Linked DNA regions of Homo sapiens: region 1 is linked to region 2. A link is a loop called in an ENCODE intact Hi-C map of the cell type or tissue named here. Cell type or tissue: GM12878. All regions are shown on one strand. Each heading gives the region's core, and the rest is flanking DNA. Links, peaks and the distances in the headings are about the cores only. Region 1 has its middle 86 kb from the start of TOP3B. Region 2 has its middle 110 kb from the start of VPREB1.

Evidence for each region. A loop is a pair of places that touch in the nucleus more often than their neighbours do. Peaks named below come from ENCODE experiments on the same cell type or tissue, not always from the same donor. Only the 100,000 strongest peaks of a DNase experiment are listed, where the experiment ranks them.
Region 1: it touches region 2 in a loop (4-fold over the local background); 4 of 110 quality-filtered maps call a loop at or near these places.

What each region holds. Positions count from the first base shown.
Region 1 is chr22:22,060,360-22,076,250 of GRCh38, reverse strand. It overlaps IGL, the pseudogene IGLVV-66, the pseudogene IGLVIV-65 and the pseudogene IGLVIV-64. Among named protein-coding and RNA genes, the nearest start is that of TOP3B, 86 kb to the right of the region's middle. In GM12878, for the core only: no CTCF peak of the experiment used is centred there; a DNase peak (open chromatin) is centred at 6,425; H3K27ac peaks cover 385 bases.
Region 2 is chr22:22,127,359-22,143,249 of GRCh38, reverse strand. It overlaps IGL. Among named protein-coding and RNA genes, the nearest start is that of VPREB1, 110 kb to the left of the region's middle. RefSeq lists a silencer at 14,776-15,291. In GM12878, for the core only: no CTCF peak of the experiment used is centred there; no DNase peak of the experiment used is centred there.

The DNA.
Region 1 (15,891 bases), core at 3,338-11,337, 66 kb after region 2:
TTGGAATTTCTGAGAGAACAGACTTTTTACATCTGATAAGAAAGATTTACAATCTATTCTCTCTGCAGCCTGCTACCTGGAGGCTTCCTCTGAGCAACAAAACCTTGGTCACTACAATGCCTTAATTTAACCCAGGCATTCCTTTGGTTCTAAGTCTTTAGACAATAATTTAACTCTTTTAACCAATTATCAAAAAGACGATCTTTGGAGCCCCACTACTTTGAGTTGTGCTGCCTTCCTGGACTCAACCAACGTACATCTCGCATGTGTTGATTGATGTCTCATGTCTCCTTAAAATGTATAAAACCAAGTTGCAGCCTGACCACCTGGGGTACATGTTCTCAGGATCTCCTGAGGGCTGCGTTGTGGGCCATTGGTCACTGATATTTGGCTTGGAATAAATGTCTTCAATATTTTACAGAGCTCGACTCTGTTCATCGACAGTTCCTGTGAGCTCGGGATATCTCACTCATCCCACACAAGTGATATAAGTTATTTTAAGATCTAAATTTCATCAGAGAACAAGACTCTGAGCAGGCTGAGATTTTGTCCCACTTCCCCACCTGTGTGTGTCAGCATGAGAAGCTCTGCTGTGCTCGATCATACAGTAATAGTAAGCCTCATCCTCAGACTGGAGATCAGATATGAGCAAGAGCCCTTTATTGGACCGGCCTTCCATTAATCCAGAGAAGTGCCTGGGGACCCCGGAGCCCTGGTCATGAAGTGAATTTTGGTAGTGGCTCAGGAGATACTGGGGAGGCTCCCTGGTTTATGCTGGTACCAGTATATCCAGTAGAAATCAGCACTGAAGCCACTGCTCAGGGTGCAGGAGAGTCTGGCTGATCCGGAGGTGCAGAGAGGGAGGGCGGCTGAGTCAGCACAGGCTGGGAGAGGGAACCTGCAGACACAGATGCACATGGGAGTTGGGCCACCTACCAGCATAAAGTTGCTGTAAGATTTTAGCCAGAGGGGACTGGTGAAGCCTGAGGGACATGCCCTGGACATGGGAGGCCTGTGCCTACCTGAGAATTGAGAGAGAAACAGCAGGAGAGGGGCCCAGGCCATGGTCAACACAGTCCTCCTGAGGTCCACAGCCGTAGTGGGCTGCCTCAGGCCTCTTATCCCCTCCACTGACCTCACAGAGGAGGAGTTATGGACCCAAATGTGTCCCCCACATTGCCTGCCTCTACCTTACCCTATGTATTTATTCAAGTCCTAGGGTCTGGTGGAGGGGGGAGTCTGGCAGGCCAGACCTGGGAGGAAGTGGGTGCTGGGACCACACCCAGGGAGGACAGAGCTGCTGAGTCAGGCTCAGTGAGGGCAGGGTCCACTGCCCAGCCCTGAGGAATTTGTGGGGTGGGAGGGGTTGGCACAGCTGTGGATGCCCACTGGGCAGACCTACAGTGTACCCTGCTGCTCTCTGTCCAGACTGCATTCTCTCAGTGGAAATCATGTATGTGGTGTTGGCCTGGGAGCCTGGTGAGTATCAGTCCAGAGGCATTTATGGGCCATGCCCTGGTCATGCCCCTGATTACTGACATGAACAAACAGACTTTTTCAGTAAGTTTTTCTTGGATTACTAGAAAGGCATGTGCAAACTATCACCCCCATCCAATGAAAGGAGGCTGCAGGAAGTTGGGAATGCAGAGGGCTCTGGGAGCAAAGCCCTGAGCAGCTCTTTCCACAGGGACCAGGGAAGGAGGCGACTGTGACTTGGCTGTCACTGGGATGTGGGGTCCTGCTCTGGGACTAGCAGTCAAACAACATTACTAGGGAGAGATAGGACTTTGGAAATGAAGAGACATTTTAAATGCCAGATTGGATTCAAATGTCCTCACCTGACTTGCCACTCACACTTCACTTGTTCAATCTTCTCATCAATGATGTATTCTGTCATCCCCTTAGGAATTCATGGCATGTCTCTGTGCTTTAGAGTGAGGGGCTTGGCTTGATTCACTATCGGAGGTTGTTTCAGGTTGTGAACTGGGGGCAGAATAGATGAAACTGACACTTTAGAAAGACATCCTTTGGTGTCAGGCTCAACAAAGAGCCTGAAGGCAGCCAAGCAGGAGAAGGGGTGTCGGGTGGGGTGATAGCTGATCCCAGGGATCTGGAAGAGGAAGAAAGTGAGAGATGCCAGGGGAAAAAACCCATGGGATGACTGTGTCCCTTGATGGAGTGTGAGAGAGAGATAGGGATGAAGCTGAGTGTTGTAGATGGGTTGGTTAGGTGGGTTTTATCGTCATTAACTGGCATGCAGGATGAGAGAGAGACAGAGAGCTTCTCCTGGGAGCTGATGGGGCCAGGCCACACTGTCCACCCAAATCTTCTGCTTATTCCAGTGCAGGAGGAGGGGACTGTTACTTCCAGATGATGGGGCTGGCTGAGTGAGCACAGACTTCAGGCAGGACCCTGGAAGGGAACGTGGGGCACACAGCTCCTGGCACAGAGCCTGACACAGGAAGGCACAGTCTGTCTTTTATGATGATGACTGATGGGTATTGGCGCATCCCTGCTTTGACATCTGGGGAGCCTATACTGTCTCCTCTGCTGATACCCACCTGTGCACTTTCTCGAGAGAAAAAACATATATCAATCATCAATAATAAAATGCGCCTTGATAACCTCTCTACTCATTGCTGAAATTTTTACCTAGTGTCTTTAAGTAAGAAAATGTTTCAATATTTGTTCAAATTATCTCCTGTATTACTTGCTGAATTTTATAATTATTTTTCTATAGATATGAATGAAGTTTGTCATTTTTAGTGATACCAGAATAATAAACATTCTGCACTATTTTTAAATTGCATAAGAAGAAATATACTTGATTTTATTAATTATAAACTTGATAATTTTATTATTCATTCCAATAAATTTTTAACAATGTTTTTATTTTATTCATATATAGTTACCATTAAAATGTTAACACATTTATACAAATATTTTTTGCCATTCTAATATCCTTTCTTATTTCTTAGAAATAAATTTCCACCACAGAGAAAAATATAAGACGTAATATCAAAAACAGAGTATATTAAGAATGTTTAAAACCTTCTAAAATATGACTTCCAAGTAATTTTACACAGCAGGTTGTCTATTATGTGTTTCATACTAACAGATCTATTCAAGCAATTCTCTTTCCTTGGGATTAAAGGTAGGTTTGGCATTTTTTTCAAGAAAGTATTTTTACTCTGTTTCTGTAGTGTGGAATTTTACTTCATTATAAAGTGATTTCTTCTGTGTGTCATTAAAATAAATCAAACCAGAAACTACATCCAGCTCTGGGAAACATTACATTTTATTTTGTTTATCTCTGATGCATTCTATAAGGTCTTTGCTATGTGTGTCTATGTGGATACTCTTCACCAAAACAAAACAAAACAAAACAAAAAAAAAAGATTCTTCTGGAGTAATTTATTCTTAAAATGTATAAGAACAACATGTTAAATGCTGGCAGAACTAAGAGTCCTTAGCTTGACTCTCCATCCTAGCACTCACAAAATTTACTTCTAAGCTCACTAGACACAAGTTCCATAAGGATAGAGTCTGTTTCATTCATCAATGTATACCCAGCACCTGACATAGGAGAACATGGCGCAGAGTGGGTGTTCGATAAATATTTGTCAATGATTAAACAACAGTTCTAACCAGTAAGTGAACAGAAGCACATGACTTTGAATAAAATGGCATGAGATAGCAACTGTTTCATTATGCAAAAACAGGAGTTTTTATACAAATTCTAGGATTATGATAAGTAAATCAAAAATTAGATAAAAATTATTTCCTCCAAAAACAAAGGAATTCTCATAATGGAGAAATAAGAAAAGCCCCTGCAGGGCAATTGACCAGCAGGGAGAGATACAAAGACCTGTGAGCACAGGGCAGGGTCCACCTGCAGTTGGCAAAAGCAGGGAAGAAGGCCTGCAGGAGCCTCAGGAGCCTGTGTCTGGGTCATGTTTCAGGACAGTGAGGAGGAGAAGACCCAGGGAAGGATGGAGACACCCATAACCCTGATCCTTAGGACCCAAAAAGAAGGCAGAGCTGCTTCAAATCCCTTGCACACATTTATATCCCAAGGAGAGATGAGGCTGAGATGGGCATTTATATGTGTAGTAGGAGGTAGATCACAGTACCCAGACGTATGGCTAGTATTAGGTAGGCCAAAAACCTGAGATGTCAAAGACCTGAAAGCATAGATCAGGGTATACAAGACGTTCCCATAAATAGTGGGCACCATTGCTGTAAGACAAACCCACACTCTTTCTGAGACAGGCCAAGGCAGCTATTGGAAATAACCCTTGATTATGTAGAAAAGGATCTTGGGTTCTCTACACAAAAATGAAAGATGCGGGTTCAATTTCCAACCTTTGGAAAGACAATCAGGGACCCTCATATCACACTGGTGCCCTCTCTTATAAAGAGCTTTCTGAGTCCTCATCCTCCAACAGATAACAGGTCACAGTGTCCTTCCCTGGGGTGAAGAACAACCAGAACCATGTCACCCCAGGGGCGCACTGCAGGTGACAGCATAATTTCAGCTCAGCAGCACCCAATGCCAGGCCTATTGCACCCACACTCTGCCCATCAGCTTCAGATATGTGAGTTCTGCTCCTGGTCTATGCTCTTCTGACTAAAGCTGTCCTCCCTTGGCTCACCTTGGTCACTCAAAATGACATCTGTGTTCCTGGATTTGGCAGCCGCCTTCCTACTCACCCCTTTCTTAAATACAGTTAGATCCCATGGCAGCTGAGAAGGATTATCCCAGGTCTGTTGTTTCATTGATGTTTTCTGTTACAGTTTTCATTTCTTTGTTGAGATTTTTTTATCTCCTCATTCCCTGCAAACCTATTTTTACTGAAGACCTTACAATGATTCCTTAGATAACTTTGGAAAGAATTGTCATTATAAAAATTATAATCACATTGAGTTTTCCAACTACAAACAAGGAATATCAGTTATTTTAAGGTTTTTTTGTAATGACTCTCAACGTTTTATAGTTTTCAGTTTAAGACTTTCCATTTTTTAATATTTACCCTTAAATATTTTATATTGATGTTATTATAAATTATATTCTTTTTATTTCAAAATCTGTGATGGTTTGTTGCTAATATAGAGAATACAATTCCATTGTGAATGCTGGTATTGTATCCAATGCCTAGATTGAAGCTCTGGGACCAGAAGCATCTCTGAGTCACTCCTAGACTCTGAGCCGGGCATGGCCCGAACCACTCTCTTTTGGTCTCCTCCAAAGTCTCAATTTAGAGAATTTTTGTCTCTGAGCAAGGGATTTCTGCCTGTGAAAACCAGAAAGAAATGAGAAGGTATGAGCATGAATCAATATGAAAGTGGAATTGAAGAAAATAAAGTCACATTTTCAGATCTACTTGTCTGAAAAAAAGAATCAGGTGCTGGTTGAAGATCTAAAATATAAGTCACCCAGTGAGATAGACTTTATTAGAGCCACCAGCAGGAGTGACTACACCAGGCCAGGAGATCAGAGAAGAGGTTTTTGTAACCTCCCAGTGGGTCTGGAGTGCTGACTTGGAGCTGCTGTGACACGTACAACAGTAATAGCCTCACCCTCAGGCTTCAGCCCAGGAATGTACAGAATCCCTGCATTGGCTAATGTATCATTGGATCCAGAGAAGTGGATGGGAACCCCAGGGTGCTGAGTGATATTTGAGTCTGAGTAGTATCTCAGGAGACACCTGGGACGGCTGCCTGGCTTCAGCTGACCACTATATTGCAAAGTTACCAACTCTGAAGCCACTGCTCAGGGTGCAGGTAAGTCTGGCTCATGCTCCTGGAGATGCAGAGAGTGAGGTCATCTGAGTCAGCACAGGCTGGGAGAGGGAACCTGCAAGCACAGACACTCATGGGGGCTGGGGCAGGAACTAGAGATACATGTCTTGGGGATCTGAGCCAGAGAGGCTGACGCAAGCTAAGGAGCTAACCCTAGACACCTAAAACCAGTTCTCACCTGAGCAATGAGAGAGGAACATGAGGAGCAGAGGGGTCCAGGCCATGGTGGACACCGCCTCCTGTGGCCCCACAGAGGAAGCTGCTTAACTCAGGCCTCTTTTATCTTCTCCAGTGGCCTGAAAAGGGAGGATCTGTCCACACAAATTTGTGTATCCTCCTGGTAATCTTTGTTCCACCCTAGGAAGAGCTGAAGTCTGAGCATGATTCTTTAGATATGGTGGGTTGGTGGGTGAGATTCAGCGTTTGTCCCACGGGAGGAGTAAGTGAGGAAGCAGCTCCTGCACCTTCCACAGACCTGTGAGTAGGAGACTCTACCCAGCCCAGAGAAGACACAGCTGTGGTATCTTCCTCAGTGAGTGCAGGCTCCATTGCCCAGGGATAACAGATATGTGGGCACCACTGTTCAGAGCTTGGAAAGACCCAGATTTCCCCCTGCTGCACACTTCAGTCTTTCAGTCAGAATCATGTGAGTGGAGTTGGCCTGAGTGCTGGGTCTCTGTCAGGTCACAGCATCCATGGACCACACCCCTGCTCTGTCTCAGGTAACTTATATTCATAACCATCCTTTTTGATTGAGGGATTTCTAGAATAACAGGAACAGGAGAAATGAAAAACATGACAATTGTTCATTGTGAGGAGGCCGCAGTAAGGGGAAAATGCGGAGGGCTCTGGGAGCAAACACCTGAGCAGCTCCTTCCACAGGGGCCAGGGAAGAAGGCAACTGTGAACTGGCTCTGAGTGGAGAGTGGGGTCCTGCTTGGGGACAAACAAAGCAAACACTATTTCTAGATGTAGTGCATCTTCTAGAAAATATAGTGATATGTACAAACATTGAGACATCAAATAGTGTGAGGTGCTGGGGAACGGCAGAACTTCTCACAATCCTAGATCTCTCTCATCTGTTGGCTGATTTTTGGCCAAGACACACTATGTATCTCCATTTTGTCACTTTTTCTGCTGCAGATGACTTTTCCCTGCCAACCCAGCACAGTGAACAGATAAGTCAGAAGAGTCTGGGAGCAGGACCCTGAAAGATGGATGTGATGTCGACTTTCATGGTACTTAAGAAAATGCGTCTTCTCATTTCAAAAATATTTATGAAAAGATCAGCACAGGCCAGCAGAGGACCAGGCATAGGGATATAAAAGGTGAAAACATAAAGTTCACTGTGGGTAAGTCAGGGACAGTGAGAACAGGTAGGAGGATGGAAAAAGAGAGGAGAGGTCCCTACTGATGACAACAGCATTTGTCATGGAGAATGTGAAATTAACTTAATTAGTTCTCCTTAATGCCCTGGCCATCCATGTGAGGACTGACTGATGTTTTTGAGGTAGGACTTCCTACCAGTTCAGGCTCTGTCTTTCTCCCTCTTCCTTTGCTGCCCAGGTGAAGGGGTTTTCCAAGGCCACATTCACTGAGGAGCTCAAAAGTGTTACTCTTTCTAGTTTGACCATTTTCTGTTGAAGGCCAAGACTTCTCTCTCGTCCTCAGAGAGTGAAACAAAATAGGGGAGGGGACTGTTTACATGATTCTACCATTGATAGACACTGGCAGACGAGCACCAAGGACAATAAAGAAAATCATACCCCTCAATTTGAGGAATTCAGTTTTGAACAATCAAGATTAGAAAGTGGCCCATGTGTTTTGATTCATTTATATTTAAATATTTACCCAAGGAAGATGGATAAGACATAGCGCATACAGAATTCCTGTAGGGTATTAACAATGAAGTCATGGAGTATAAGAAAAAGGCCAGGCCCAGTAAGCAATCCACTGGAATCAGAAACAGGGAGGTGTCTGCCATGGTCCCATCACATCTCACTGAAAGCAGACCTCCAGGCCTAATTCCACCCACTCTGCCACCTCCATTCCCCTCTCTCGATGCATCCAGTTTCAATTACTTCACATCAAATACTACAAAACTTAGCAACTGCAAAGATGTGCAATCCCACAGTTTCTGTGGGTCAGAAACCTGGGAGCAGTTTAGCAAGGTGGCTCTGGCTCAGATAGGCTCATGAGGTTGAAAATAGGATTTCAGTGGGGGGAACTAAAGCCATGAGAAGACTTTACCAAGGCAATAGAATCAACTTACAGTTTCACTGAGCCACAAAGCTGGTGGCAGGAGGCCTCAGCTTCTTGCTGCATGAAACTCCCTGTGGGACTACTTGAGTGTCCTCACAAATGGCAACTGGCTTTCCCCAAAGCAAGTGATCTGAGAGAGCAGAACGCAAAACTCAAAGTGTATTATGGCCTGGCATCAGTCATTTTCTCAATATCCTATCAATTGTACTAGTGATCCCTTTTCAATATGTACAGGGATGTGAGTGCTAGGAGACAGAGATATTTAGGTATAACTTGAAGTCCAGCTGCCACACATGGTAAATTCTTAGAAAACACAACTCTGAGGTCACAAATGCCTCAGATTGACACAGAGTGAAGCAAACTCTATATGTCAGCAAGACCATTGAATTCCCACATGTCCCCAGAGAATAGGGGCCTTGTGTGCAGAATCTTTGGGATCTTTTTCAGTCTGCGTGTCCAGATATCACTTTTCCTTTTATCATCATCATTTCAGTGGACATAAACATGATGTATTAGAGTTGATTTAACAGTATCATGATTCACAGGATATACAAGATAGTCCATATAAATATTCTTATAAATGGGCCACTTCTACCCTTGAACTCCTTGCAAAGGGTAATGAGCCAATAGCTGCCTCCTGTGACTGATGGGATGGAATGGAAGTGCAGTGAGGGGTGTCAGCCCTGGCTTTGGGGAGTACAGCCAGGTAGGAGGTAGTACAAACCGTCACCTGCATGTGTGACCCACAGGTACAACCAGAGAGGAGCCAGCTAGTGGGGAGGCATTGTCCTCCTACCTGGACTCCCACAGTGGGTGGGTGAAGCAGTTAACAGGCGATGCTCTGTGAAAAGGCACAACAGTGCCTGAGTTGACGGACACCATAGCAGTGATTTAACTGTGAGCCTCATCTGCTGGAAGATGTAGCTCTGGGTGAGCACCTTGCACTCTACAGCTCTTGGCAAAGATGTCAAATCTAATGTATTGTTTGAACTTCACCACAAGTGAAGGAGGGCATGAGCAATCCTTGTAGGAAGTGGAGTGAAATGAAGCTCTCAGAAGTTAGAGGCCAGCCCTGAACATCACACAGGTAAGGTGTGTTAGGTTCTGTCTTCCTCCAACCCGTATGTATGTTTCAGGTGAGCAAGGATCACCAGTTTGCTGTCTAGAAATATTAGTGCGAGGAGTGGATGCTTGAATGCTTGCACAGGACAAGGCCTTCTGACTTCTCTACGCATCTTGTGGAGGGTCCAGGCCCATATTCTAGACAAGGAAGGAAGCGGATGGAAAACAGTAAATGATGAGTTACTTTTAGGGTCTCCCAGAAAAGAGGGAATGAGCAAGTAATTGGTGAAATATGCTAGTAATCTCCTCAATTATCATGCCCTAGTTTCTTTCCATTTAAGACTTCCTCCCTTACTTCACATTTTTTATCACAAAATTTTACTGTAAGCAGCAAGAATGAATGAGGTTATACTTTTAATACTTTGCTTGGAAATATTCTCAGCTAAATATCCAAGTTTGCTGCTCACCTGTTCTGCTTTCCATACAATTGCATGAAACAATCCAGCCAACCTGTTTTCCACCAAAAAACAATGATCCCCTTTCCTCCGGTTTTCCCACAAAAGTCAAAAGAGCGCTCTTAATTCCCTGTGAACTCCCATCAGTGCACCAGGAGCTCCTTTACTGGATGTATTTCTTTTATCTTCTTTTCTTTCTTTCTTTTTTTTTTTTTTTTTTTTTGAGATGGAGTCTCACTCTGTCACCAGGCTGGAGGGCAGTGGTGTGATCTGTCTGGACTTACTGCAACCCCCACCTCCCAGGTTCAAGTGATTCCCCTGCCTCAGCCTCCTGAGTAGCTTGGACTGCAGGCATGCACCACCACACCTGGCTAAATTTTTTTGTATTTTGGTAGAGACAAGTTTTCACCATGTTGGCCAGGATGGTCTCGATCTCCTGACCTTATGATCTGCCCTCCTTGGTCTCCCAAAGTGCTGGTACTGGCTGTATTTCTACTTCCAGTCTGTAGATGTATAATTAGGTATTTGCTAAGAAAAATGTAACTAGACCAGGCACAGTGGCTGATGCCTGTAATCCCAGCACTTTGGGAGGCTGAGGCAGGCAGATCATTTGAAGTCAGGAGTTGGAGACTAGCCTGGACAACATGGTGAAACCCCATCTCTACTAAAATTACGAACCTTAGCCGGGCATGGTGGCGCACACCTGTAGTCCCAGCTACTTGGGAGGCTGAGGCACAAAAATCGCTTGAACCCAGGAGGTGGAGGCTGCAGTGAGCCAAGATTGTACCACTGCAATGCAGCCTGGGCAACACAGCAAGACCCTGTCTCAAAAAAAAAAAAAGAAAGAAAAAAAAGAAAGAAAATGTAGCTTTTTCGCTACCATGCTTCTGACTTCCTACTGAGCCCATCCCAGCCAAGTCTTTAGCAACCATATCTGCATTAACACCATGCTCAAAGCAATCTAGGATTTTTCTAACATGCTTTCCAAAATTCTGCCAAACTCTATCTCTTGTCTGCTTCCAAAACTATTTCCATATTTTAAGTATTTTTTTTAACAGCAACACTCCTCTTCCATTCTTTTCCACATATTTTTCTGTTCTTGTTGTGACAAATTACTACAAACCCAGTGGCTTGGTGGGTGAATATATATTTAGCGAGACAGGGAGGAGAAAATGGGGTGATATCTGGGGCTGGATATTCCAGGACAGAAGATGTGGGTTGGTTATCACCTGAGAACTAGGCACTTTGTCCTCTACAGATTTGGAGCTATTAATGTCTAGATCTAGATCTATCTATAGAAATAGATATTTATTTCATAAAAAGGAGAAAGAGGTGCCAGGCTTCTGTTACAGACAGCTTTCATGGAGTAGAGATTGGACTTAGGTTAGGGTTCACACAAGGAAGGGCAATGTAGGTCTGATGGAACAGGACAGCGCCATAGAGCCAGAGGACAGATCTGGGGGATGTAGAGGATTTCAATCTCCAGCTTCAGTGACCAACTGGAGGTGCCATACGTATACAGTAGAGAAACAAATTAAACTCTGAGGCTTACAATGTCTGTGACCAAGAAAGTGGACATGCCATAAAAGCAGATAAAATATACTATAAGGGGTGCATGTTTGGGAAGATGAGATAACCCTTCCAGCTTGGAGATGAATATGGTATCTGCTTTAGCAAGAATATGTCATGTTTATGAAAAGTGTTTCAAGATAAAACTATTCTCCAATCTTTCTTGCCTTGAATAAATAATTTTTTCAGAGAGTCAATGAATAACAGTCACATCTACAGTTATCACCCATTCCAACAGGTGATTATAAAATAAGTGTTTACCTAAAATATATCTTGTTCAATTACTTAGTAACTGGAGGCTCATCCTTTTCCATGGTCTCTGCACAAACCCATGGGACCCAGTCCATCCTGCTGGTCACCTTTCCAGCACTCAAGTTCATATTCCTCTCTTGTTCTCTAAACACAGAAGTCAACATTCTAATTTAATATATCCCCTTGAATCAATTCACAACCCAAACTCAAAATACACATAAAGCAGTAAAAATCACTTTATTTTCCTCAGATCTTTTTCTCTTACTGAGAATTCTATTTAGGTGAATTCACATATTCGTTCAACAAACATGGTATTAATTGGCTGTTTGCGCTAGGCTGAGTCCTAGGGTTTGTAGATACAGTGGTGAAAAAACAGGACAGAGAGAAAAAATATGAATCTTAGTTCCCAGTAGGGGAAGGCCTATTCATTAAATTAGAGCCCCCTGCAAGGTGTCATGTTTTGCCCAACCAAATCCAAAGGGGCCTCATGCAGAGCGCAGGGACCTTGCTCTGTGTAGCTGCCTGCTTTTCGGTGTCTTGCTCTGAAAGTCTCAGCCATCTATGTTTTTCTGACTTCTCATCTGTGTGTTCTGAGCTGTGTAAAAAGCTCACGATTATCTTGGTCACCACCTCCTTCTGGGCCAAAAATTGTCTCCAAAAAAAAATCTGTGGTCCAGGCGCGGTGGCTCACGCCTGTAATCCCAGCACTTTGGGAGGCCGAGGCGGGCGGATCACGAGGTCAGGAAATTGAGACCATCCTGGTTAACACAGTGAAACCCCGTCTCTACTAAAAAAATACAAAAAATCAGCCAGGTGTGGTGGCAGGCTCCTGTAGTCCCAGCTACTCGGGAGGCTGAGGCGGGAGAATGACGTGAACCCGGGAGGCGGAGCTTGCAGTGAGCCGAGATAGAGCCAGTGCACTCCAGCCTGGGCAACAGAGCGAGACTCCGTCTAAAAAAAAAAAAAAAAGATATACTTAATGTTAAATGACGAGTTAATGGGTGCAGCACATCAACATGGCACATGTATACATATGTAATAGACCTGCAGGTTGTGCACATGTACCCTAAAACTTAAAGTATAATTAAAAAAAAAAAATCTGTGTTGGCTGGGTGCAGTGGCTCACACCTGTAATCCCAGCACTTTGGGAGGCCGAGGTGGGCAGATCAGTCAGGAGTTTAAGACCAGCCTGACCAACATGGCGAAACCCCCTCTCTACTAAAAGGACAAAAAAATTAGCTGGGCATGGTGGTGAGTGCCTATAATCTCAGCTATTCGGGAGGCTGAGTCAGGAGAATTGCTTGAACCTGGGAGGCAGAGTTTGCAGTGAGCGGAGATCACATCACTGTACTCCAGCCTGGGCGACAGAGCAGGACCCTAACTCGAAAAAAAAAAAGTGAAGAAAAAGAAATCCGTGTCCACTGCAGTGCTCATTTGCGTGTTAGGGTCCTTTCTCTGAGGTTACATAATCAAGTTATCCCTGTTGGCCAATATTCACTGTCTGGAAATAGTCATTACATGCACTCGATTATGTCTTAAAGTGTTGTTTATGGTGTAAGAACTCCATCTATTGCATCATGGCAGGAAACAGAAATTGACACACTTTTGGTGTAACCGTCTTTGTCTATTTGACTTTTTAGAACTTAGTAAGCTTTATCCCACCATGACGCTTTCCATAAGTTTTATATCTATGAGTTCCGATTAATGCTGATTAAGGTTTATTGAACTTTTTAGGGATTGAGTATGTTTCTTTTTGTCAAATTTGGGAAAGTTTTGGTTACCATTTTTCAATTACATTATTCTGTTTCTTTTCCTCACTCTTACCCTTCTGGGCCTTTCATTATGTGTATATTGGTACACTTGATGGTGTCAAGAGGGTCTTTAGGTCCTGCGTATTTTTCCACCCTTATTTCATTCTATTCCTGTAATAGGATAATATCAATTAATCTATGTTTATTTCAATGACTCTTTCTTTTATATCTTTTATTAATATTCTTTATTTGGAGATACATTCTTTTCATGCTTTTTTGAACATTTTTACATTTTTAAAATTTCTTTGAGCAAATGGAGAAATAATGGAGTTGAAGTATTGGTCAAATAAGACCAGTGTTTCTGCCTCTTTGAAAATAGTTTTTGTCAACTTTTAATTTTTTTGTTTTTTTAATGTTTTTTTCTTTGTTATTTTCCGTTATATATGGCAATATGTTCCTGTGTCTTGAACCTACCTCATTATTTTGCTTTGACAAATGGAAATTTTAAATAATATAATGTGACAGTTCTGGAAATTAGAACTTTTTTGTAAAGCGTTTTGGTTGATGTTGTTGCTGTTTTTGCTATAGTTGTTATTGTTGATGATGTATTGTTTCATGGTTTTCCAGGAGGGTTCTGCAAGTCTGTATTCTTTGCATGTGAAGTTAATGAAGTCTCTGCTCAATCACATTAGTAGTTTCCTAATTACTGGACAGATATTTCCTGAAGCAATACTTCCTTCAGCTTTTGCCAAGGACTCCATGAGATGTACTTATTTTGAAAATAAATAAATAAATAAGTAAATAAATGAAATCCTTCATTCCAGATCAGGGTTACCAGGATGATATTCATGGCTATTTCTATTCCTCCTTCTTTGGTAACTTTCTGCTTATCTGTTGTCATCTTCAGTGTGTTGGAAATAAGTTCTCCTCCTTATCCCTTACTCCCAAATCCCAGGCACTGAACACCTGAGAATACCTTCAGAAACCCCCAAAGGGTTTAAAGCTTTTCATCTCAATCTCTATAAATCTTTATTCTATTTTTATTTATCTGGAATATGCTTTCTAGCATGTTGATAGACTTCTAAAATTTATTTAAGTCAGAAGTTTTCTTCTAAGATTGATCATTTAAATGATCTCAATAAGACAGGACTGAGGTATGCAGCTGAGTCCCAGTGTCTGAATATGAAAAGGAGAATTTCTTTGCACCCCCCTATATAGCCACAATACACCAGACCAGCAGGAGGAGACAGGCTCTGTTGTAATATTTGCGCAATAGTTACAGATCAGAGTGCACTCCCTAGAGGCCTGGCCTAAAAAGCTGTTTCCAAGGGAACTTGAAGCAGGAATCAGAAAATATCTGGCTCTCTACTCGTAAAATTAAAGTACACACACACACGCATTCACACACACACACACATAACATATTTGAGTATGCAGGTCAGCAGACACTGGTTCTGAGAGCCATTTTTCAACCTTGGTAGCAGAGTAGAAAAACAGTTTTTGTCTCATTTCCCCATTTATCTGTGCTTTACCCAAACGGCACACCAATGCTACAATCTGTACCACAGATATAGTCAGCTCCATCCTCAGACGGGATTGTAGAAATGACACTATAGTGGTCAGCTCCAGTCCTGGAGACTGAGAACTAGTGACTGGGAATCCCAGCCCCCTTGGTGTGGCTTCCATCACTCTTAAGCTGCATCAGGTACTGATGGGCCTTCCCTGGCTGCTGCCGAAAGCATTCAATGGCATAGCTGCTATGCTGACTGCTGAGTGTGGGCGAGCTTGGCCAGGGCTCCCAGGGAGGCAGATGCAGAGGTCGACTGAGTCGGCACGGGCTGCCAGAGGGATCCCGAAAACACAGACAGCCATTATACACTGAATAAAGCAGAACAGGGAAGGACAGTTCTGGCATGAGTTGGGAGGTGGTGTCAGTGAGCTGGGGGATCAGGATGCTTTGTGCTGTCCTGGACTGTGCAGTGAAGGAGGACAATGAGGAGGAGGAGTGGGGTCAAGGCCATGGTGCAGACTCCCCGGATCTCTGCAGAGGAAGCCACGCGGCAGGTCTCTCGTGTTCACCCTCTAGCCTTAGAGGAGAGAGATGGGCCTTTCATGCAAATGTGCTCCTCTTCCCCTGCCCAAGCGTGCCCCTCCCTGGGCCCGTGTGCAGTCCCAGTGGCTGGGTCATTTCTGGGAAGAGTAGGCCTGGGATGTACCTGGACTGAGGCTCCCAAAGGGCCCAGAGAGGACCCAGCTGCTGGCCCCAGTGAGCCCTAGGCAGAGGCCAGGGCCAGGTATCATTTCCCAGCTAAGAGCCCCACAGACTCTAAGTGCCAGCCCCACAGCGCCCCCTGCTGCCCAGGCCCAGGTCCATCGTGCCTGTGACCAGAGGCCAGGTGGACCCAACAGAGTTGCCATCCTCCACCGGGGCCTTGACCAGTGCTGGCTCCCTACCTCAGGGCAGAGTGAGGTTCCCTCTCAGGGCAGTTTTCTACATCATCTCAGTCTTTAGTTTTCCACACTGGCCTCCTCAATGGGAAAAAAGACACACAATTCACCGCACTTTATAAGGAGTCCCCAGGGGAAGTGTGTCTCAGGTACACATTCTATGTGGTACACATATCTATTCTGTAATGGAATAATTTCATTGACTAGAACAAAATGTTTTAATTCTGCAGCAATGGAAATGTTGTGAGTACGCATGGGGCACATGAGTATATGTGTTCATAAAAAGCACA
Region 2 (15,891 bases), core at 4,528-12,527:
TTTTCAGTTATTTAACATTAGCAAATTAAAAGCTGCCAGATATTATTTTACCTCAGCATCAAAATTAGTATCAATTATTATACTGATAATAGCAAAAACAATAATGGCATTCACTGGGTTGTGACTATATATGCCAGACACTTTCCTAATGACCCTATGGTATTAACTATTATTTATAATAAAGTTATTACTTCTATTTTAAATGTCAAGATAATAACATACAGCAACTTTGGGTAACTTGCCCGAGAGAAACTACAAAACTAGGAAATGGCAGACTCAGAAACATTTAGCTCCACAGCATTTACTCTTACCATTTTTTAGGCCATTATCTGTAAATAGTGATCTGCTTGCCCATTTGCATTTTGGTAAACCCAAGAATTTATGTAAATTTTACATCAGAATGATACCGCTTGAATATTCACAAATTACTTTGGGTTGGAACAAAGCCTGTTTTGCTTTCTGAGATAACGGGATGTAAACGAAAAAGTGTCTGAGACAGATCTCTTATCAATTTAGAAGTTTCTTCTTCCAAGGTTAAAGACATGGCTGGGCGACAGAGGTCTGTGCCTTTCTCCAAAAATATTTTAGGGTTTCAGTGTTTAGAAGAGAAAAGCAGGCTGCGGGGAAAAGAGGGAGAGTATGGTCACGTTGCTGAATCCACATGTTGCAAGAGAAAACAAACAGGTAAAGGAATAGTCAGTTATATATTTTTCTCCTGCTCAGTAAATCAGCACTTTAAGTAAGATGAGATGAACATAGAGTAGCTACCTGTGGAGAAATTTAACTATTTATCAGTAGCTGTCTGCTCAGGAAAAAAAAAGAAAGGCAGTTTCTTGCATGACTCAGCTTTCAGCTTAACTTTTCCTTTTGGCATAGTGAATCGGCATTCCAAGTTTTTATTTTCCTTTCTCAGGGAAGAAAACACATTTTGTATTTTTTGTATGGTGATCATTTTGTTATGAAATTCATTAATAACACTAAATGACTATCCATAAGAATCATGATCAATTGCCCCAGTGCCCTCCTCTGTCCTGCTGGTATCTGTTCTTGTGGACTGTGTTATAATCACCATTTTGACCAGTGTGCTTTTGATTTGCATTTCTCTATTAACGAGGTTGAGCATGTTTTCATGTTTACTGGTGGCTGTTACATCTTTTCAGCAGTGTGTATTCATGTCTCTAACCATTAATTGGACTTTTTGATCTGATTTAAGGACTTAAGGTAGATCGTACATATTAGACCTTTGTCAGATGTAGTTTGGGAACATTTGCTTCCATTGTGAAGGCTGTCTGTTTACTCTGTTGGTAATATCTTCTACTGTGCAGCCACTCTTTCATGTATTAGGTCTCACTTGTCAATAATTGTTTTTATTTCTATTGCTTTTAGGGACTTAGACATACACATGCTTTGCCAAAGCCTTTGTCAAGAAGGGTATGGCCTAGGTTATCTTAAAGGATTTTCATAGTTTGCGGTCTTGCATTTAAAACTTTGATTCATCTTGAGTTAATTCCTGTATATGGTGAGATGCAGGGGCCAAGGGAGGGGAGATTCTATTTGCATGGAGGGTGACAGACTTACACCTTTGCTTACATACACAAGAGTTAGAATCCATGCTTGGGTAAGTACTTTGAGATCGTATGAATACAGATATCATGTTAGAGCGGAATAATTATGAAAATGTCTTCTTATGTATAGCACTCTGTGCTTTTTAAATTGCTTTCACTGCTGTCACATCAAACCTCTTCACACTTCTGTAGGATAGATAAGGCGCAATTATTTCTCTGTTATGTAGATGGGGAAACAGAACTAGGCAGGGGTAGTGACCTGCCCAGTCTAACAGTGTTTGAGTGGTAATCAGGACTAAAGTGGAGGAATTTTCATTTGAGAAGTTTAGCAGTGAGAGTCCATCTTAGGTTTTTGGACCAATGGAGAGATCTCTGCTTTTCTGTTGGATACAACTGACAATGCTAGAAGAGATATTCACTGGAGGGAGGCCCCAGGGAGGAAATAAGGAACAAACCTTCTGCCTGTATTAAGCATTTACTGTCACAAGTGTAGTCGTACATGTTCCAAGATCACGGATGGGAAGAAAGAGGAGCTCTTCACCCTCAGCTCCAAGAGAAGTGAGGATGCTTTGGGAACAGACATCATTGTAAAATCACGCAAATCTGAGTGTGCTTAAGGGATTTTATACCAGGTGGTCTTAGGTTCTAGTAAGGTAAGAGGTAAGGTCAGGCATCTACCAAGAGTGCATGAAGGATCGGGAGCTTGGAAAGTGTGAAGAAAGTTTGAGATAGTTGTTGTGTGCTTAAAATTAACTAAAGATGAATCAAAGGACTGACCCCTTTCATTGACAGCAGGGACTTTGTTATCTCCTGTATCCCCAGCACCTAGTATACAAATTGCATGTAGCAGGTGCTTGGTAAATATTTGTGGAATAAGGCAGATCAATAATACCATGAGGCTGACTAATCCTGTGCTATCCCCATAATAGTCTTCAACTTCTCTTCACTTTTCCATTCATTTCCCTATATTATTTGAACACATGAATGAAGAAAGGAGTGAGTTCCTCACTGAACTACAAGTCTTTTTAAGAACAGGAGGTAACATTCCCTGCAGCTCAAGTTTTATGCGTAGAGGTTAAAGGAAGTAGAATAATGTGGAATGGTATCTGCCATTTTTATATCCATTCTTTGAGAACTGAACAGTGACCTTTTTTTAGAGACAAGATATGTCCCATCATTCTAGGCTAATGGTTTGTGGGTCATAGTTCCAATGGCTATTAGAAGGTATGATGTGCCTGCTTGCATTCTAAATCTTTCAGTTTTTATTTCTAACCTGCTGAGTCCATGGTTACAATCACTAAATTAATCACCTGTTTGAAATTTGCTCTCATTTTTATTTATTCATTCATTTATTAATTCATCTACTTACCTGTCAGCATGAGGAGACTCAATAAAATGTGGTAGAGTCATATAAAGGAACGCTATAGAAAATACAAAATGTATGAAACACAGACCAATTGTATCAAAGTGGAGAAAACTGGAAAATGTAAGTCTGAGCACACAAAACAAAGTTGCACACAGTGATGTACACTGTAGAACCAATTATATAAAAGGTTAGGACACAGAAAAAATTCTGCATATTATTTATGGCCATTCACAAGAGTAGTAAAATATTTTTCATGTGACTAGGAATGAGAAGCCACTAATTCTTGGTGTTTCCAGGACCTATGCAATTGTTTTTAAAACAAGCCTAACCCTCAAATCTTTCAGAATCAGTTTTAAAACACTGTGTCTACTAGTCATGAATATACGATTATTTTTTCAGTTTTAATAATCAAAGATCACACACACATACACACATACACACACAGCTGGCTCATCAGAGTATCTAACTGGCTTAAGATTGGTTTGTAAATGTCACATCTCAGATTCTACAAAAAGTGTGTTTCAAATTTGTTAAATCAAAACACAGGTACCATTCTGTGACATAAAAAAAGGATATCACAAAGTGATTTCACAGGTTGTTTGTTTCTTATTTTTATGGTTAAATATTTGCATTTTCTTATAAGGGCTCAATTCATTCTAAAACATCACTACTTATATTCTACAAAAAAAAAGTGTTTCAAACTTGTTTAATCAAAACACAGGCACCATTCTGTCACATGAAACAGCACAACACAAAGCATTTTACCAGATAGCTTTTTTCTGGTTTTTAGGAGTGGATATTCGTTTTTTGTTTGTTTTTTTACTAAGGGCTCAATAGGCTCAGAAATGTCACTTCTTAGATTCTACAGAGTGTTTCAAACTTTTTGAATCAAAACATGGTTATCATTTTGTGACATAAAACAGCACATCACAAATAGTTTTCAAAGATAGCTCCTTTCTAGTTTTTAGAATCTGATATTCATGTGTACCTATAAGGGCTCAAATGCTCAGAAATATAACTTCATAGATTCTGCAATAAGTATGTTTAGAAACTATTTCAACAAAACAAAGGTTCAATTCTGTGATAGAAAACACATCACAAAGGATTTTCACAAAAAGCTTGTTTCTCATTTTTATGGCTAAATATTTGCATTTTCTTATAATGACTCAATAGGTTCAAAACATCACTTGTTAGATTCTACAGAGTGTTTCAAACTTGAATCAAAACACAGATTCCATTCCATGACACAAAGCAGCATATCACAAAGCATTTTCACAGATAGCCTTTGCTTGTTTTTAGGACTGGATATTTGTATGTTTCTATAAGGGCTCAAGTTTGAAAATGTCACTTCTTAGATTCAAGAGTGTTGGAAACTTGTGTGTTGTTCAACTCAAAACACACGTTTCATTCTGTGACATAAAAAAGCACCTCACAAAGTGTTTTTGAGACAGTTTCCAGTTTTAAAACTGGGTATTTGAGTGCTTCTATAAGGGCTCCATAGGCTCATAAGTGTCACTGTTAGATTTTACAAAAAGAGGGTTTGGAAGTTGTTTCATCAAAACACAGGTTTCATTCTGTGACATAAAATGCAAATAACAAAGTATTTTCACAGATTTTTCCTAGTTTTTGTGGCTGGATATTCATATTTTCTTATAAAAGATCAACAGATTTGTAAATGTCACTACGTAGGTTCTAGAAAAAAAAGTGCTTTGAACTTGCCAAATCAAAACACAGGTATTATTCTTTGACATAAAACAGCACACCACAAAGCGTTTTCACAGCTAGCTTGTTTCTAATTTTTATGGCTAATATTTGAATTTTTTATAACGGCTCAATAGGTTCTCAAATGTCACTTTTTAGATTCCATAAAAAGAAAGTTTCAAACTTGCTGAATTGAAACCCCAGTACCATTCTGAGACATAAAACAGCATATCAGAAAGCGTTTTACCAGATAGCTTGTTTGTAGTTTTTAGGATTGGATATTCGTATTTTCCTGTAAGGGTTCAATAGGCTCCAAAATGTCACTTCTTAGATTCTACAAAAAAGTGTTTTGGAAGCTGTTTCATCAAAATGCAGGTTCCATTCCATAACATACAACAGCATACCACAAAGTGTTTTCACAGATTGCTTGCTTCTAGCTTTTAGGGCTGAATATTCGTATTTTTTAATCAAGTCTCAATAGGTTCAAAAACTTCACTTTTTAGATTCTACAGAGTGTCTTGAACTTGTTGAATCAAAACATATGTATTATTCCGTGACAAAAAGCAGCACATCACAAAGCATTTTCACAGATGGCTTGCTTCTAGTTTTTAGAACTGGATATTCATATGTTTCTATAAGGGCTCAATAGGGCCAGAAATGTCAACTATTAGATTCTAAAAAAAAACCTGTTTGGAAGCTGTTTCATCAAAAGGCAGGTTCCATTTTTATGACATAAAACAGCATGTCACAAAGCGTTTTCACCAAGAGCTTGTTTCTAGTTTTTGGAACTGGATATTTGTATGTTCCTATAAAAGCTCAATAGGCTCAGTAATGTCACTTCTTAGATTCTACAGTGTTTGAAAGTTGCTTTGTCAAAACACAGGTTCAATTCTGTGATATGAAACCACATCACAAAGCGTTTTCACAGGTAGGTTTTTTCCTAATATTTAGGACTAAATATTAATATTTTATTATAAGGGCTCAATAAAAATAGAAAATGTCACTTCCTAAGATTCTACAAAAAGAGTGTCTGGAACTTGTTGACTAAAAACACAGGTTCCATTCTGTTACATAAAACAGCATGTCATAAAGCATGTTCTCAGCTAGCTTGTTTCTAGTTCTTAAGACAGGATATCCATATGCTCCAATAAGGGCTCAAGAGGCTAGGAAATGTCACCTTTTAGATTGTATAAAAAAGTGAGTGGAAGCTGTTTCATCAAAATGCAGGTTCAATTCTGTGATATAAAACAGCACATCACAAAGCATTTTCACAGAGAGCTTCTAATATTTATGACTAAATATTTGCATTTTCTTATAAGGGCTCAATAGGTTTGAAAATGTCACTTCTTACATTCTACAAAAAGTTTTGAAAGTGTTGAATAAAAACAAAGATTCCATTTTGTGACATAAAGCAACATGTCACAATGCAATTTCATAGCTTTTTTTCTCATTTTTAGGACTGGATATTCACATCTTCCTATAAGGGCTCAGTAAGATTGGAAATGTCACTTTGTTAGATTCTACAAAAAGAGTGTTTGGAACTTGTCAACTCAAAACACAGGTTCCATTCTGTGACATAAAACAGCACATCACAAAGTGTTTTCACAGATATCTTATTTCTAGTTTTTAGGGCTGGATATTCATATTTTCTTATAGAAGCTCAATAGGTTTGGAAACATCACTTCTTACATTCTACCAAAAGAGTGTTTCAACTTTGGTGAATCAAAACACAGGGACCAGTCTGTGACATAAAACAGCACTTCACAATGCATTTTCACATATAGCTTGTTTCTAGTTTTTAAGACTGAATATCCATATGTTCCTATAAGGGCTTAACAGGTTTGGAAATTTCACTTCTTAGATTCTACAGAAAGAGTGTTTGAAAATTCATTCTGTGATGTAAAATAGCACATAACATTGCATTTTCAGAGATAGGTTTTTCTTCTCATTTTTAGGAGTGGATACTTGTATGTTCGTCTAAGAGCTCAATAAGCTCAGAAATGTCACTTTTTATATTCTAGAAAAAGTGTTTAGAACTTGCTAAATCAAAACGTAGTTTCCATTTTGTGACATAAAACATCACGTCACAAAGCATCTTCAGAGATAACTTGTTTCTAGTTTTTGGGGATGGATATTTTTACTTTTTTAATAAAAGTTCAATAGGTTTGGAAACAGCACTTCTTAGATTCTACATCAAGAGTGTTTTGAACTTGTTGAATCAACACAGGAACCGTTCTGTGACATAAAACTGCATGTCCCAAAGCATTTTTACAGGTAGCTTGTTTCTAGTTTTTTGGGACTGGATTTTGCATTTTTTTTGTAAGAACTCAATTGACTTGGAAATGTCACTTCTTAGATTCTACAGAAAGAGTGTTTGGAAGCTGTTTCATCAAAACTCTGGTTCCATTATTTGATATAAAAAAATACATCACAAAGCATTTTCGACAGATAGCTTGTTTCTCGTTTTTAGGGTTATTCATATTTTTTATAAAACTCAATAGGTTTGGTGACATCACTTCTTAGATTATACAAAAAGAGTGTCTCACAGTTGTTGAATCAAAACACAGGTACCATTCTCTGACATAAAACAGCATATCACAAATGGTTATCACAGATAGCTTGTTTCTAGTTTTTAGGACTGGATTATGTATATGTTCCCATAAGGCCTCACTGCCTTAGAAACATCACTTCTTAAGAGTCTACAAAAAAAGTGTTTGGAAACTGTTTAATCAGTATACAGGTTCAATTTTGTGATATGAAACAGCAAAAAGTGTTTTCGCTGATAGCTTGTTTCTAGTTTTTATAGCTGGATATTTGTATTTTCTTATAAGGGCTCAATAAGGTCAAAAACGTCACTTCTTAGATTCTACAAAGAGTTCAGAACTTGCTGAAACAAAACACAGGTTCCATTCTGTGACATAAAATAGCACATCACAAAGTGTTTTTACAGATAGCTTGTTTCTAGTTTTTATTACAAGATATTCATACGTTACTGTAAATGCTCAATAGATTCGAAATGTCACTTCTTAGATTCTACAAAAAGAGAGTTGGGAACGTGTTTTTATCAAAATGCAGGTTCAATTCTGTGTTATAAAACTGCACGTCAAAAAGTGTTTTCCAAGATAGCTTGTTTGTAGACTTTAGGACTGGATGTTTGTATGTTCCTATAAGGTCACAATAGGCTCAGAAATGTCACTTCTTAAGATTCTACAATAGTGTTTTGAATCTGTTTCATCAAAACATAAGTTCATTTCTGTGATATAAAGCATCACATCACAAAGTGTGTTGACAGATAGCTTGTTTCCAGCAGTTAGGGCTAAATATTCATGTTTTCTTATTATGGCTCAAAAGGTTTGGATACATCACTTTTTTAGATTCTACAAAAAGAGTGTTTGGAACCTGTCTCACAAAAACACAGGTTTAATTCTGTGTTATGAAACAGCATAGCAAAAAGTATTTTCAGTCAGGCATGGTGGCTCACGTCTGTAATCCCAGCACTTTGGGAGGCTGAGGCAGGCGGATCACGAGGTCAACAGATCAAGACCATCCTGGCCAACATGGTGAAACCACATCTCTACTAAAAATACAAAAATTAGCTGGGCGTGGTGGTGCACGCCTGTAGTCCCAGCTGCTAGGGAGGCTAACGTAGGAGACTTGCTTGAACCCAGGAGGCAGAAGTTGCAGTGAGCCGAGATCACACCACTGCACTCCAGCTTGGCAACACAGCAAGACTCTGTGCCAAAAAAAAAAAAAAAAAGCATTTTCACAGATAGCATGTTAGGACTAAATATTCATATTTTCTTATAAGGGCTCAATAGGTTTGGAAATGTCACTACTTAGATCCTACAAAGAGTGCGTTGAACTTGCTCAATCAAAACAAAGTTTCCAATCTGTGACACTAACAGATCAGAAAGCGTTTCCACGCATTGCTTGTTTCTAGTTTTTAGAGGAAAATATTCGTATTTTCTTTTAAAGGCCTCAGAGGTTTGGGAATGTCACTTCTCAGATTCTACCAAAAGAATGTGTTGAACCTATTGAATTAAAACACAGGTTTCATTCCGTGACATAAAATAGCACATCCCAAAGCATTTTGACAGATAGCTTGTTTCTAGCTTTTAAAACTGTATGTTTGTATAAGGGCTCAATAGGCTCAGAAATGCCACTTCATAAATTCTACAAAAAAAAGTGTTCAGAACCTGTTTAATCAACACACAGGTTCAACTTTATGATACAAAACAGAACATCACAATGCATTTGCACGGATGGCTTGTTTCTAGTTTTTAGGACTGAATATTTCTATTTTTTAATAAGGGCTCAAGAAGTTCCAAAACGTTACTTCTTAGATTCTACAAAATGAGTAATTTCAACTTGTTCAATCAAAACACAAGTTCAATTTTATGATATAAAACAGCACCTCACAAAGCATTCCACAGATAGCTTATAGCTTATTTCTAGTTTTTACAACTGGATATTCATATTTTCTTATGAAAGCTCAATAGGATCAAAATAATCAATTCTTAGATTCCACAAAAAGAGTGTTTTGAACTTGCTGAATCAAAACACAGGTTGCATTCTGTGACATAAAACAGCACATCAAAAAGCATTTTCACAAATAGCTTTTCTATAGTCTTTGTTTGTTTGAGACAGAGTTTCGCTCTTGTTGCCCAGGCTGGAGTGCAATGGCGCGATCTCGGCTCACTGCAACCTCGGCCTCCCAGGTTCAAGCAATTCTCCCACCTCAGCTAGGAACTCCATCAAACAAACCTGCCTCCCATTTTATTTCTAAATAAGATAACTATTATTTGGCTTAGTGGGGTGTCCCGGAGATTTATTTTCCTTTAACAAAGGATATGAAATTATCCTGCTCTGCTCACTATAACTTTTCTGTATTGAAACATCACTATGTCCCTGTGAGTATATACAATTATTTGTCAATAAAGAAAAAAAAAACCCAAATAATAAAATAAAAAAATAACTACAAAGATTTCGAAAGCTATATACCTCCCTCATAATTTGTCAGAAAGGAAATTTCTTGTGGGCCTCAAGATCTTTACACTAAAACAGTTCTGTTGAATTTGACCCTGGCAATATAAATTGGCAATTGATAGATTATCTTTACAGGTGGGGGACAAAGGACAGAACCCAAAGTCATCCCTCTCCTCACCTGAGACAAATGTGTATCTGATTGGCTTTCTCTGCCCAGTTTTTTATGTAAAAATGCAGATTCACTAAGCCAGACTCAGGCATAAGTGACTATTCCTCTATGGCATCTTGCATGTAAATTGTGTATTCAGTGAAAGGATAATCAGAAACTCAAAAGAATGCAACCGTTTGTCTCCTATTTACCTATGAACTGGAAGCACCCACCCCCAACCCTGCTTCAACTTGTCTCACCTTTCTAGAGAGAAGCAATGTACATCTTACACATATTACACTGAAGTGTAATAAAATGTAACAAAGAGAAGTTTTCAGCCTAATGAGCTAAATAATTTTTAAAAAGTGGAAACTGGGTTCAAAGAAATTCAGTAATTATATTAAATGACACCAATAATGTGAGCTCGATTTAAGAGTACCCAGCAACACTTAAATTCTTATGAAAGCAAATGCTCTATTGGTTCCGTTGGCTTTGTTGATTACATATCCACTAAGGTATTAAAAATATTCAGCACCTTAGTGACCAGTGACCCCACTCCTGAGTTTCTAATTTGAACAACTTCTAAATATCCAAATCATATTTTTAAGTAATATAGTACCCGGAAATCAAAGATTAAATCTAAGCTACACTTAAGCTTGATCACTTCTCCTTTATTACAGTTAGAAACATTCTTTGTTTTATAAATTTTTACTTATTTTGAGACAGGGTCTCACTCTGTTATCCAGGCTGGATGGAGTGCAGTGGCACGATCTCGGCTCACTATACCCTTGACCTCCCAGGCTCAAGCGATTCTCCTGCCTCAGTCCCCCAAGTATCTCAGACTGCAAACACATGCCACCACGCCCGGCTTATTTTTATCGTTTTTGTAAACATGGGTTTCGCCATGTTGCCCATGCTGGTCTTGAACTGTTGAGCTCAAGCAATCCACCCGCCTTGTCCTCCCAAAGTGCTGGGATCATAGGTGTGAGCCATTACGCCAAGCCTTTATTTTTGTCTGTCCTATTATGTAGCCCTTTACTGTTTTCCAGAGAGGTGAAGTATTTTGCACATATGCATTATGTCTCCGAAATGTCATTACGCTAGCACAAAAAAACTGAGATGAACTCATAATTTATAGTATTGCCTCAACCCGAATATCTATACAATTTTGAAAACATTCACCCTAGCGACTATTAAAACTAACTTGAATAAGAAACAGTAAACTACTAGTATGTGATATTATCTTTCAAACACTTCTAAAAGTATAAGCAATGTATGAGGAAATGGGGTACAGTTTGGTGTCTCTCCCCAACTCCACATACATACCAGGATCTGGGGGAAAAAAAGCTGTCCTTAGAGAATGATATTATTTAAATCAACATGTAATTGGCAGAGCTAGTGTATGTCCCATGACCTGTGGACCCATCTACTTTACTGTAGATTAGTTAATGCTAATGTTGCCACAAGTGAAGAAGAATGCATCATGGGATGCTCATCAAGAAATATGCAACCCCTGCTGACACAGCTCCCTACATGTCACCTTCTCTATTGCACATGCAACATTGATGTAGGAATTAAAAAGAAATTATTTAGGCAGATACTGAAAGTAAGGAAGTCCTAGTGTAAAGTTTTCCTACTAATGAAAAAAAAAACCCATATCATTTATTTTCTAACAAAGAGCATCTTGTAAAATTGGGCTGCAGACATTGATAAGCTCTCATAGGAATGCCAGCAGCTGTGCCAATAGGAAAAGGCTACCTGTGGGCCAGGCATGTTCAACATGGTGGCTCCATCTTCCCTTTTCTCTGTCAACCACAGGTACAGTAAGGAACAGACAATATGGTCCTGGTAAGGTAAAGAACCCATCTGCATAATAAAAGATTAGGGTGCAATGGCCAGCTTCTCCCTGTGCTATGCAAACGTTCACACCTGGTCCAACCAGTCTCTAGAGCCCTGTGTAAATCAAGACACCACCTCCTCAAGCTCCTTTATAAAACCTTGTGCTTTTCACCACAAAACCGGAAGACCCACTCAGGTGCCCCTCTCTCTTTCTGCAGGAGAGAGAGCTGTTCTCTTTTCTCTTTCTTTCACCTATTAATCATCCACTCTTGAACTCACTTCTTGTGTGTCCACATCCCTGATTTCCCTGGTGTGAGATGACAAACCTCAGGTATTACCCCAGACAAACAATGCTGCCTCAACATTCTTTCAAATCTCAATTCAATTGTGTTGTTTCAGAAAAAGCCATTGTTCAGGGGTCCACAAACTATACCCTGCAGTCAAAATGTGGCCCACCACTTGTTTCTGTAAATAAAGTTTATTGGAACACAGCGCCATTCACTCATTTAAACATTACTGATGCTGCCTTGGTATGACTTCAGAGTTTAGTTGTCAGAGACCACATGCTGAGCAAACCTGAAAATAGTTACTATTTCATCCTTTACAGGAAATGTTTGCTGATCTCTGAATTCCAATGTAATTTTCCTGTATATAAGATAAAAGATTTTGGTTCTAAAACAAAATATTAAGTCCATCTTTAAGCTATCATATATTGAAAAGGACTATACATTTTACAGCAAACATACAGGGAATAAGGCAAGCTAATGTGAGTCTATAACAAGATTGCATTGCATATAATTAAAGAAGAACAACATTTGTTACAATCTAATATATGAACTATAATTTTTAAAATTTACATAGGATGCTGGTAGAGCAGGATTATTTACAGGACACATGAGTAGATTGAGCCTTTATAAAGAAGAAAGTGCTCAAAGGCTTTAGAGGTACCTAGCACCAGCAACACATTATGTTTTATTTCACTCTTAATAAGCTTGTCTCCAATCTGACAATTAAGAGGAAGTTATTTTGCAATTAATTTAACCATAGTTGGAAAATACTACTTTTCTTTTAATTTCTAGACATTTTCTACTAATTACAGCATCAGGCTTGATAACAGCAATATTGTAGGATTACTCTAGAAAAAAATTTTTAAAAAGAATTTCATTTTCTTGGCACAAAGTCTGGATAAAGAAGAATATGGCAAGTAGCACTGTAAATTCCTTACCAACAGTGAATTGTTGCCCATTGACAGCTGTGTCTCTTATTATGGCATTTCAACTACCAAAGAGTTTCTACCTAGAATCAAACTGCAGTTCCCATATTTGCATGCCAGGGAAACATTCCCAAGAGTTTTTAATCAAAAGGCAACAAAACTTGAGTAGACAGGCATTGGTGGTTTGAATGCAATTCCCACACATAAGTATAGCACCTATGATCCCTTCAGCACGCTTATCACCAGTGAGTGCAGTCTTAACCAAGAATCATACAAGTAAAAATTACTGACAGATTTACCATCTATGAACGTATCAACATTCTTATAATGAGTATTTAGTGCAAGATTACTCCTTTGGCTGTGGCTATTTTCCTCTGCTCCCTCCAGAGTATGAACACATACACCCCACACCTTCACACAGATAATCCAGTGAAGGCATGAAATTGTTAACTGCAAAGTAAACCAAGAGTATGGGTGGTCACAAAGGAAGAAATTATCTTCAGAAATTTTTGGAAGATGCTGAAGAATGAAATAGGAAGCCGCTGTCCAGATTAGTCACAGGAAACAGGAGTCCACTGTCCTGAGTAACCTCTGAAAGGCTCCAGGCCCAGAACCAAAGGTAAAGCAAGTGAGGAAAAGAGGGTGCTTTTGAATAGTTGAGCCTCGCAAGGCACAAATCATCATTTATCCGAACAATTTCTCATTGATAAACATTGTTGTTACCCAGTGTTTTGCTGCAACAAGTGATGCTGTGATAACCACCCATGTACAGAAAACCCTTTGCCTTAAATTTACTTAAAACACTCATAAGATGCTTCCCCACCATCTTCTGAATCTAAATCTACTAATGCAATTTCAGGATACTATGAAAAAGCAGGCAATACAAGGAGAATGGAGTTATGTGTTAATATTACAGTGAAAGAGTTTTTAGAAACGTAGGTAGTGAATATTTATAACCTAAGAAACAGAAGATAAAGTGGAAGGGTACCTGCATTTATTACATCTAACATTACTGTCCCTTTAGTCAACTTGCTCACACACACAATTCTTTACAAAGTTAATTTTCATAAACCTTCTATAACTTGCTTAAACTTTATTTTCTTACAACTAAAAATAATTCTTAAACTTTCTAAATTTGCCAAAACTCACTTTTTGGAAAAAACCATATTCCCACCCCTTTTAAAACCAAAAACACATAATTTTTCTTTTCAATGTAAGCAGTTTCAATTACATACCAGGTGCAGAGTCCAGGATACATGACAGAACTGCAGATAAAGTCTAACTCTTCCAGCATAGCTAGGAGACATGGCTAACTCCACCTCTCCCCAGGCCTTACCTAGAAATCTAACAGTTCCAAATTAGGTAAACTGAACAATTTTCCAAAGTCAAAGAAGCAGTTTATGACATTAAAGCACTTAGCCAATTTAACCTCTGACTTAATTTAGACCAAATGTCTACTTTTTGAAGACTTTTTACCACCAATAATTTTAAAACTCTCATTTCCCAAAGATTGCTGAAGTCACGTGAAATAAAAGGCATTAGAGCTTCTATTTTTCTGACAATTTTAGAGCTTTCATTATCTTTTAATCCAATTAATTAGAGCTCCTTCATATAAACATCACACATACGACACTTCTAGACAGGAGAGGATCTACCAGGCGTAAGCTTTTCTCTCCCATCTTATGACTTTCTGACTTGTCCTATATTTCCTGCTTTCCTAATTAGTCATTATCTACTTTAGTGCAAGAATTTGCCATACAAGATCCTAAGATTTCTCTCCTTCATAACTTACCTTACCATAAATACATGTTCATATCCACAACTTTCTTTAGCTCTCCCCTACTAATTTTTGATGCCCACCCAAATCAAAAAAAAAGTCAGGTAAAGCAAAGCAAAACAGAGCAGAGCCTTGGATTTTGAGATGGACCTGTCTGCTTACAGTTCTTGGGGTTCCAAGAGGAAAACAAAGGTTTCTCCTAAAATGAGGTCTGTGGCACCTTCTGTTTTGCACAAGGAGTCCCAGGCTGTCAGAAATTACCTTAGGTCCTTTCGTGTGGGTAACAAGAGTGGCAAGACAGACAGACTATGGAAATAATTCAGTCAACTGAGAAGAAAAAGAAAACCTTAGTACTGTCCCCATTGTACAGATGGAGAAGCTGGGACCCAAAGCACCATGCAGTTTAAAAATTCATGTTCACAGCCGGGCATAGTGGCTGCCTGTAATCCCAGCACTTTGGGAGGCTGAAGTGGGTGGATCACGAGGTCAGGAATTCGAGAACAGCCTGGCCAACATGGTGAAACCCCAACTCTACTAAAAACACAAAAATTAGCCAGACATGGTGGTGTGCACCTGTAATCCCAGCTACTGGGGACGCTGAGGTAGGAGAATTGCTTGAATCTGGGAGACAGAGGTTGCAGTGAGCCAAGATCACACCACTGCACTCCAGCCTGGGCGACAGAGTGAGACTCCATCTCAAAATAAATAAATACATACATACTTATATAAAATTCATGTTCACATAGAGTGAGGCTCTACAGCTCACTCTCTTAACCATCCTGTAATTCTGCCAACTCTATGCCCAGTCACTGATGCACTTGGTATGGCAGCTCATGGTCCCCTTAGAGCTTAGAACCTGGGTTTCATTTCCTGCTCTACAGCTATATAATTTAACAATTTTCCTCTGAATTTGTTGGATTCTAACCCTATAAATCTCCAATCTTAATATTACTGAACCTTAAAGGGGGCTGTGACATCTTTAGTCTTTAAAAATATTAAACACCCTATAAACAAAGGACTACATGAGATTAAAGCATATTCAAACTTCTATATGCTTTAAAGCATTGAGGCAATGCATTGACAAATACACCTAACAAACTGCAACCAATTTCTATCTCTTCAAAATAACTATCTCTTCAAAATAAGCTATCTAGCGGTACTTAGGCATATTCTCACGTGTCAACAGGATTTTACATGATCGTAACCTTATAAATCATTAAAAAGTGTCAAAATTATAGGCCCTATGTATATATAGGCCTTATACAATTCTGCGGGCTTGAAAAACATGCATGATAC